Regions from separate parts of the Homo sapiens genome. Here regions 1 and 2 are each linked to region 3. A link is a contact called in ENCODE Hi-C data. All regions are on one chromosome and are shown on one strand. The core of a region is the stretch at or near the end of the contact, and the rest is flanking DNA. Distances in the headings are between cores, read along the strand shown. Region 1 overlaps LINC03005 (long intergenic non-protein coding RNA 3005). Region 2 has its middle 44 kb from the start of HDGFL1. Region 3 has its middle 110 kb from the start of LINC03005.

Evidence for each region. Hi-C counts contacts between places; a loop is a spot of excess contacts on that map. Pooled maps may share reads with other maps.
Region 1: a loop to region 3 is called in a map of Calu3, with 4 times the contacts of the local background. The contact joins two enhancer-like sites. A Hi-C loop is called at or near these places in 2 of 168 maps with a recorded cell type or tissue (Calu3 and heart left ventricle) and 5 of 50 pooled maps.
Region 2: a map of endothelial cell of umbilical vein shows a loop between it and region 3 (7-fold over the local background). The contact joins two enhancer-like sites. A Hi-C loop is called at or near these places in 2 of 168 maps with a recorded cell type or tissue (chondrocyte and endothelial cell of umbilical vein) and 4 of 50 pooled maps.

The regions. Positions count from the first base shown.
Region 1 is chr6:22,655,938-22,659,317 of GRCh38, reverse strand. The region is part of intron 2 of LINC03005 (long intergenic non-protein coding RNA 3005); the gene reads left to right. LOC105374973 (a long non-coding RNA gene) reads right to left here. Exons shown (of 5, transcript XR_007059497.1): 4 at 3,306-3,352; 5 at 1-1,388. Among named protein-coding and RNA genes, the nearest start is that of LINC03005, 60 kb to the left of the region's middle. Within about 2 kb of position 1,582, at least 3 of the 41 ENCODE cell types and tissues checked have a DNase peak (open chromatin) inside an H3K27ac peak, as active enhancers do.
Region 2 is chr6:22,612,265-22,615,778 of GRCh38, reverse strand. No RefSeq gene overlaps it. Among named protein-coding and RNA genes, the nearest start is that of HDGFL1, 44 kb to the right of the region's middle. Within about 2 kb of position 1,822, at least 2 of the 41 ENCODE cell types and tissues checked have a DNase peak (open chromatin) inside an H3K27ac peak, as active enhancers do; they include endothelial cell of umbilical vein, where a contact is called at or near this core.
Region 3 is chr6:22,827,172-22,830,247 of GRCh38, reverse strand. No RefSeq gene overlaps it. Among named protein-coding and RNA genes, the nearest start is that of LINC03005, 110 kb to the right of the region's middle. Within about 2 kb of position 1,752, at least 15 of the 41 ENCODE cell types and tissues checked have a DNase peak (open chromatin) inside an H3K27ac peak, as active enhancers do; they include endothelial cell of umbilical vein, where a contact is called at or near this core.

The DNA of each region.
Region 1 (3,380 bases), core at 333-2,832, 170 kb after region 3:
CAGCCAGCTTGTCAAAACATAGCAAAAAGGACCACATTTTGGAAAGAATTACAGTATCATTACTGTTGACATGGGTAGAATAGATGAGTGTCCCCTAACTACTGCCTGTCAGGGCCTACTCCCATCTCAGCACTGAGTTTAAATAGTACTCAGCCAGCTGCCTGTGGATTTAGCCAACATTGCATGTCAATGCAAAAGTCTGATTGCCCAGATGGTTATTTCTAGGCCCACGATCAAAAATAGTAACTGAGCATGGCTGTAAGGCATATCACCCTGCACATAGGCTAGTGGTTTCTTGCTTTCTTCATATATCCTTCCTCTGTGCAGAATAGGCATGTTGATGTTAGCTATTTTAACAACTCTCACTAGGAACAAAAAGAGAGAAACAGAAGGATTTGGGCAGCAATCCTCTAAATCTGTGAAAATCTCTGTATTACTCTGCCCCTCATATCTTCAACTGCATTCTTTCTTTCCTCACTGTTATTATTGGATATAGAGTATCCACTCTGTGAACTTCCTTGAGCATGTATTTTCCCCCTTTATGTATCCCCTCTATCATCTCCAGCACAGTAGTTTTGCACTTGAAAAGCAAAATAGAGAAATGTAACAGACACAAAGCAAACAGACAAAACAAAAAAACTTCAAATGCTCTGAGGGAAAAAAATGGAAGAAGTTCCAATTTTAAAGTTTGACTAGCCCTTTGCCTGCCCCAAGGTAAGAAAATGCTAGCGCAATGCGGAAAATCAGATCTGTGATGCAGTGCTTTTGAACAATTCAACTTGTGACAAGAAACAGAACAACCCTCAAAATTTCATCAGAGCAAGTTTGATTAACAATTCTGAATCCCTAAATGGTGAATTAGGAACTCTCTCTGAGGCAAAAAGTGGGGAGGCTGTAAAGATCTGGAATACCATCTTTGCCCTGACATGCCTTGGGTTTATAGGGAGCCACTCCTGGTTACATATTTGGAAAGAGATCACTTCATTGCCTTGGAGGGGAGCCTCTCTTCTTATAAATTACATTAATTCAGACCTTCATCGGTCCTTCCTGGTTCTATTTCAGTAAACAAACATAGGAATAAATTGTTCTGAGCTTGCTTTGTTTATTCTAGTTCTTTCCTCCACCAGCTCCCTTTTCTGATCTTTCTATTCCCCTAGGCAGAGAATCTTTACAGGGGAAAATTGCTCATTTCAATGTTAGCATTTTTTCTTACACTGGAATAACGTGGCTCAGCTACTCTGACCTTGAAGTGCAATCCCCCTCTCCCCCACTATAAGAAATCATCAGGGGCTGTAAGGTGAACAGCACCACGTTTCCATTTCTTTGCAATCCATATTTACATGGTGAAGGTTATGCTGGTTCCAAAGGAAAAAGGACAGCCCATCATCCTAAAAGAATGACAGATAAGGATTAGGGTTAATACTGGCAAACATTTAGAAACTGAAAGAAAGACTGCATTCATGACAGAAATAAAAGGGGCCATTCTTTGGCAAAACATAAAACAGCATCTGTTGAAACAACTCAAGTTCTGAGCTGCTTTGCATGGCATCCTTTGTTGCCCAAGGATGGCAGCTTCTCTCAGGCCTTTGAGGACATGAAATGATGACAGATACGGGTCCTGTGCCAAGAAGCAAGAAAAAAAATCACATTTTGATGTGCAACTACTTGATTCTTAGCCATCTAAAAATACAGAGAGGAAGCTGTCAATTGCATGTAATGAACTGCTCTGGTAGCACTGGGTGATTAATTTCCAGCTTTACCCTGCTCTATCATGTACTGTGGAGAGCACATTACCAGAGCTTTTTGGCTTCAAGGGAAAGATCAACCCCATGTGTGTAATCTACTCCAGGTGTACCAAAGTGGGCTCTTTGCCCTTTTCCTTTGGCTCAGTACTCTATCCCACTGACATTCTGGTGTGATGCATTGGCTTTTTCTTTGTGCAATGTTCATAATAACAAAGTCCAGAAAATTCCCATTTGATTCACATATTTATAGCAACAACTCGTTTTTGTCAGTATTTTTAACATCATACTTTTTAGCTGTAAAATGGGGAAAACAAAAACACAATCTTGGTCATGCTTTAAACCACAGAACTAAATGCTGAGGTCACCTACCACTTGTAGATTATTAACAAAGCTTTTAATACACACAACTGATTGTAGGTATTATTAGAAACAGAGAGGATGAATGTTTTAAACCACCAAGGTCATTCTCATTTGTATAGTGTAAAAAATAGAAAACATCAAATACATACACTCTTCGCTATTTCATATTTATTCCCAAAACATTTCAGATATATCTGATTAAAGGACTGGTAACTTTTCTTTCTCCACATATGAGGTAGCTAATAGATACCAGCCTTGTTGAGGAAAAATGGACTTTGTTTTACTGCAAGTAGATTTTATGACTTTTTCTTTTGATGTCTAAATCATGAAACATGCCAGAGGCACTTTGTTGTCTGTTTATAGTACCTATGTACACTCTTAATGAGTTGCCAATTTTTACTTCCTTTAAGAAACCCTAATGGTAAAACATTTATCTACATATTGAAAAATTCATTTAAGCATGTTCTGTGCTTCCAATGAGGCACCGTCTAATGGTCTTTTTAATTAAATGTTGGTTCCAAGGATTTCTCTGTTGTTTAAGGCTGTAGTTCAGCTTGTTCATCATGGATTGCAGGTTGGGAGACATGAGATTTAATTCAAACCATTATTTTTAAGGGAGGATTTGGCTTAAGTTGTTTTAAAGATAACTCAAAAGCGGTATACGTACTTAACCCTGAGAACTTACTGATGACAATCTTAATTTTAATTTTGTTTTGGCCTCTCTGTTATAATACCAGAGGTGGAAAGACTTACTAAGTAAGAAAATCTTTGCCAACAAGTTGCCTTTATGAAAGAAGTTTATTTTTGTTAATTGACCAGAGGCAGCAGTTGGGTAACAAGTTGCAGCAGCTGATGCACTGCACACCTATAGGTTGGTAGGGTCACGGGATCTCAGTTCTATGACACTATGAGGTGGTGTTACCCAATTTGAGGCTCAGCTATTCTCAAGAATAGTTGAATGTTGTTACTAAAGTGGAAATTATTGGTAGTGGGCGAGGACAATGTTGAGACAATGTTAGGCTGGAGTGAAATTTGTAAAAGAAAGCCACAGAATCGATTCAAACCCAAATCTAGTCTCCGGAGTATGCGGGAAGACATGGGTACCTGCAGCGTAAACTCCATTCTCAAATGCCTTCTTACCTTAATATACTTGGAAGCCTCTATAGCTGCACCTGGGGTTAAAGAAGCAATATTGCCTACCTGAGTGAAGCATGTCCCTTCTCTTCTTTTGTGAGCTTTCTCCATTACTGAAGGGAAAAACAAACAAAAAGTATT
Region 2 (3,514 bases), core at 573-3,072, 210 kb after region 3:
CAGTAGTGTTAAATACAAATTGCTGTGTAACCAATCCCCAAAACTCTTTTCATTTTGCAAACTTGAAACTCTGTACTCATTAAACAATTCTCTCCTCCTTCCTTTTCTCAGCCTCTAGAAACCATCATGCTACTTTCTGTCCTTCCAATTCAAATGTCAGTCTGTAATTTTAACAAATTTACCATTATTGGCTTATTGTGTAGAAGCCTTGTTTCCTTACATTTTTTACAGCAAAAAACAAATACAATAAATACAATAATTTATCAGCTTTTAAAATTATAAATGATTTCAAAAAATATCCTTCTGCTCCTTCTCTAGTGCTAGTGTCTGTGTTTTGTGTTATACAATCACTTCATACAGTACTTACTTGTTTTGAAAAGAGATTGCCTCATCCTTGAAACAAATGGATTATTCTGTTTTAGTATTATTCAGTTTTATCTGAATCTAATTAGAATCATCCTTTCAAATCTTAAGATATAGGAGGTATCACTGTTCACACCGGTCAACTTTCTGGTACCGTGTTGTCTTTAATTTAGTATCTGTTGGTCTGAGAAACAATCTCATGGTGTTATGACTAGATTACCTTGTCTAGACATAAGGGAAGAATCTTATTCTGTCTAGTCTGAAGTTCTCTGTATTTCTTGCATTGCAGAAAAATCCCAAATAGTGAAGAAAATCTAAAATATTACTCACATCCATTTTGACCTCATTAGCATTTCATTACTGAGGAATATTGGGGTGGAGAGATGCATTAGAGATTGAAGCAGGGCCAAGGGGTGAAACAGTGTATTTGGATTAAATAGAGGTGGGCTTTTACAAAGCAGAAAGGTGGGTTTGTGCCTCCATGAGTATGCGTAGATGGAAATCCCCTACCTCATTAACCCATGTGCCTTTCTCACTCTGCCTCCAGGCTAAGTTTTCCTTAGTTGACTCTCCAACTTTTTCCTGACACATTTTTGACCCACATTTCTAGTTTCCACTGTTGAAACTGTATCTCTTTCCCTATTTTCATGAGCATTATAATGGAAAAATTGCAGAGGCTGAGTCAGACACTGCTGATCACCAACAATGTAGCCAGAATATCCTCTTTCATATTTAAAGAAGACGAAGCTGGTAATGCTTTCCCCCTCAACACCACATGCTCCATTCTGACCTAAAATCCAGTATAGGCTACCAGTCTTTTTAAAACTGCACACATAGACAAAGTATCTTTTGCCGATAACTGCAGATGGTCTTTGGAGACCCAATTCCTCTTTCCTACTACCATTGTCTTTACCGTTGTCTTTTCTTAGAAGTATCTTGGCAGGAGAAAATATACATAAATTGTGCAAATTGCCAACATTATATTGAGATGCTATTTGCAAGGATTTCTTTCTCAAATATATTCATTTTTTAACATCTTCAAATCAAGTTTAATTCTGATATGGTAAGTTTAAATTATGGAAGTATTTTTTATGGTCAGGGTTGAATGACTTTCAGCTTTTCAAATTCTATTTCATGTCCATAATACATGTTAGTTTAATGAATGGCCTTTGTGGAAGTGACAATAGCTAAATTATAAAATCTGTCAAAAATCCATTTTACTATGGTCTAGTTCTTTATTATTTGGTACAGGAAGGAAAGAACAAGTAGAAATAGAAAAGCATATAGTGTGAAATTCAGGCAAAAAATCATGGGCTAAAGCTTGAAATTAAAATCTCAACTACAGCTTAGCTGAAGAAAACAAAAACAATCTGCATCTAGAATGGGAGTGTGGGGTGTGTGTGTGTGTGTGTGTGTGTGTGTGTGTTCACTATGGCACATGGACATTCTATGAATTAGCTCATTGGCTATGACTGCTGTGTTTCTTATGGAAAGAATGGATGACTTGTTAGCATGATCTCATCCATCCTCCGGGAGCTGGAGGTTGTTTATGTGTAGAGGGAATTAACAATAATAATTCTGAAGAGAGGAAGTGTTTTGGAATGTCTAGAGTCAGCTGCCTAGATTCTATTTCTGGACCCATCAGTTTTTTGTTAGGAGGCTTTAGACAGGTCATATTTCCTTAGGACCGTTGTTTCAGTATCTGTTTGATTGGCATACGAATAGCTTCCATTTTATTACTTCATGGATATTTTGTGAGTTTTAATAACTTTAGGTAACACAACCTGCAAAATGGCTCTGAAATCTTTGGAGAACCTCCAGAACAAAGGAGGAAGTGTTACTTCTCTGGAGAAAATGTAATATCTTTTCATAGCAAGTGTTGTATGGTCTTTTTTTTAATGAAAATTCTCAAGATTGCCAAGCATATTCTATAAACTTTCTCTTCAGAATTGCCACTTTGCAGCTTCTCACCAGGAGCTATATGAGTTTCACATTACCTCAGGATTAGATATGTTGTTTGACACATTTTCTTATTATTTTTCAAAAGGGAAAAATCACAGTAAATTTAGGAGTCACTAGGTGACAGAAATTTCAGGACTGTTTTTGGAGTAACAGTTGTTCTTCATATTAAACATGCATCTGTGAGGACAAGTCCATTCCTCCTGGAGGGATGCCCTGGGCAGGCAAGTGTGTAGAAGCAGGTCATAACATTGTTTATCTGATTGGGACCAGAGACAAAGCACATAGGTGTTTGAGACTCAGCTCTAGGGAAAATGACTAAACAAATGGGTTTGCAAGAATCTCGAGACCAAGTAGGAACATTCATCTCTGCCAATTAATAAGAAAAACTTAAATTTTCAGCACACTTTACAGTCTAAAACAGCACATTCATGTATGTAGTTTCACAAAAACTGTGCAGAGCAATGTATTGTTTCAACATGAGAAAACTGAAAATTGGAGTTATTAATACTAATTGATTTGTCCAAGGTTGCACAGCTAGAGAGTTAGTACTCTAAGCCTGGTATTTTGATTCTTCACCTGGTGATTTATGCTGTACTCTTGATTCTATACATAGGAGGGAAAGGGGAACTCTTACATTTCATCCTTCCTACCTGCCTTCCTGCAAACTTTTATTCTCTACTTACTGCCAGTTGAGAGTCACTGACATAGTCAGCCATCATTACTGTGGAATGGGTTTCCTTCAGATGTTTGAGGGCAGAAAATAACTTGGCGATCACAGAATATAGCTTTTTTTGCGGGTGTTTTTCTTTCCTTTTTATGTAAATGTTGACACTATATCATGAACATGAAATACGTTTCTTCATTTTCTCAAGCAATGACTCTATAGTATACTCAGAAACTTGTGACCTTGTTTATCCTTACTCAGAATAGAAGTTTGGCTGCTGTTTTATGCCCTGATAACAGCACTAGCCACCTCCACTCCCTCTATCTAAAACTAACATTTCCCAGGCCTAATTCCCTTCACTGCTAGTGCTCTAAGTTTTTTTTTACTAACGTACATTCTAACTGAAAACACATGACACTGGAGAGATTAAAACCCCTCCAATACATAACCGAAGAAACATTTCATAACTTGACTTTTCTCTGGACTATATTCCAATGAGATTTTCATGTGGTGCAGATGTTGAGC
Region 3 (3,076 bases), core at 503-3,002:
TTTAATACCAAGAGTGATTCTAGAGGAAGAGAATTTCAGGAATCATTTTCGGAATTGGTTCTAGCGTTTCCAGAATTGGCTGTCTAATATGTTTACATTTAAAGATGCTCATGTCTCTATTTTCAGTAGTAAGGAGAGAATTGATAGTCCATAGCATGAATTGGTAACAGAGATACACAAAATATCTGCTTTGGATCTTCTTAATCACTCACTTAAAAGAATCAAGGAACTCAGTAACTTTATGTATGATGCTACTGAACATTTTTTGAAAACTAGTGAATATAATGAGATGGTCTGGTTGTTCCTAATGTCACTGGACAAAGAAGTGGTGAAAGAAAAGGATGAGCTCATGGATTTGAATTTCCTTAAAACTTATTTAAGTTTTCCAATGGTATTTCATACAAACAGTTTTTATTTTAAAATGTGCTAAAATTGAGAAAATCTGCATATCATGAAGTCTAACACTCATGTGAAGGTTGAAGAAAATTTATACTTTATCAGGGAGTCAATACGCCACCCAACAGCCTTTTTCTACCCACAATGCAAGATTAATGTTCCTAGGAGTTATAGAGAAAACTAAACCCATGGAGGGGTAGCTTTGTTATTGGTGCTATTACGTTGGACCACAATAAAACTGTGTTGGATTTGAGTCTTGACTGATAAATTTAATCACAGATTTATCTCTGTGTTTTACTTTCAACAAATATTTGTGGACACCCTTTTCCAAGGTAAAAACCAGAAACAAATAAAAACAACAACAACAACAAAAAACTTTACCGGACATTATAAGGGTTAAAAGGAGTATATGACATAATTCCTGTAGAGATGACATATATCTAAGTTATTGCTTGAGATACAAATATGGCAATGAAAGGAGGCTATAGGAAGTTTCATATACTTAGTACATGCTAATCTCAGGCATTTCAGAGTTTGATGATGTAGGATTTGGCTTTGAATCAAGGGTAATATTTGTATAGGTAAGTAGGTAGGTGGGTAGGTATTAGAACATGGTGAGTGCTTCAAGTAGGCAGTCATGAGTAAAGCATGGAGGAAAAACTGAAAAGTCAGCTAACAATAGTGTTTGAGTTTAGCTAGAATACAGATTTCATTTAGGAACTTAATAAAGATAAAGAGGAAATTATAGTTTGGGGCCAATTGAGTAAAAGACTTTTAATTCTAACTTAAAGTTTTCCAAATTAATTCTTTTAACAATGGAAGAACATTTCGTAGTTTTCAAATAGAAAAACGTCGTTGTGGTATTCTATGAAGGTCTGGGAAGAGAAAGAAAAAAGTGATTAGTCTTTACTGAGTGTTACTGACTCAGGTGATCTTTTGGTAATAGATTAGAAATGTTAGTTCCTAGTGCAGTTACTCGTCATTAATAAGAGTTTAAGGTAACTATCGCAAACAGAAACCTTCCCTCAAGATTGACATAGCCTGTGTTATTCTTACTGACTTATCTCATGGGGCTGAGTTGATAGATCTCGAAATGCTTTTTAAAAAGCAGACTGGGTGGCCAGGGCCAATTCCCAACTGATCCAGATAGAACTTGGCATAAAATCCTCTAGGGAATGTCTGGGTCCCACCAGCTCTGCCACCTGACCACTAGTGGGCAGACACAGCCCTCGGTTCTCAGGAAAATTTTATATCACAGAGGGGAATCAGGGTCAGCGATTTCAGGGGCAGTCCCTTTCACTGCTTAATCCAACCTGGCTGACTTAATGATATAAATATAGATTTACTGCCTCTGCCCCCTGAGCACGGAGCCACCACCTTCACTCTAAAGGTAACTCCACCTGGTAATTAACTGTGAAATATTGAGTGGCCAGTGTCTGACCTGAGCGTTTGTGCCAAGCAAAAGTTTCACTTGTTTTGTTTTTTTTTTTCTCTCTTTCACTGCCAGTTTGTGTGTACGTGTATTTTTAAGTATTAACTCTCATGGAAGCACATGCCTATTTAAAATTCCCAGACGATGAGTCAGACCCGTTCAGTGAGGTTCCTGGAGAGTCACATGATGTGATTTGATGAAACTTCACCTTATGAAGGGTTGGAGGAAAAAATAAAAAAAAACACTTTCAGACTTATATACATATACACATATACATACACATACATATATATTATTGTGGATATATACTTGTATATAATGTCATATAATTTTGCATACATACACACACCCACACAGTAGAGAAACAGACAGACACACATATACATGCAGTTAAAAAAAATCCCTTTGCTTTGTTTCTCTGTTTCCCTCAATAGATATTTAAAAATCTGGTGAGCCAACAGCTCATGCCTCTTTGAAACAAGAAGACAGCAGAAGCCCTGTAGCTACATGTGCTGCATATGAGTTTTAGTTATGTAGCTACCCTCTGAAATCACAATAGTGAAACTGGAAATTTGGATTCCAAAGTGATAAAGAGCATTGCTGAGACTTAGGATATCTGAGTCGTTTCACTTGCTGCTCTGATATGCTATAGGCTTATTTAGGCCTTTAAAAAATTCTGTATTATAATTTATACTTTTCTTCAAATCAGTTTGATGTTTCATGGTATAACTAACATATCTTTCTACGTTGAACAGTAAAGTAGGCTAACTCCTGTGAATAAATCCAAATTATAGTAATTTCTGAAGCTCTTCAATTAATTTTTCTGTATGTCTTCTCTAAGTGTAAACTCACTCTAGGAGTGATATTTGCAGTGTGAAAGCCTCATTTGCTAATGAACCCTAGCTATAAGCAGGATTGAGTCACTTCTTATGAAAAATATATGAGTTATAGAATAGTAAGTGTTCTAGAATGAGCCTGCCTCAAGAGAAGTATGGATGGAGAGCAAGAAAGCTAATAGTTGCTTATAAAGGGAAAGTTCCCTTCAAAAGATTGAGGACAGACACAGGATTTTGGGAGTGTCTTGTTGTTTTAAAACATCATAGAGGAAGTAATTGCTGCATCGATTCATTCACTTAATAAACATTTATTGAGAGCCCACTGTGTGCCAGAAACTGCTAGATGCTGGAGATTCAAGAACCCACAAGTCCTTCTAGTTTGATGGATGGGAGTTTCATAAGCAAATAGTTA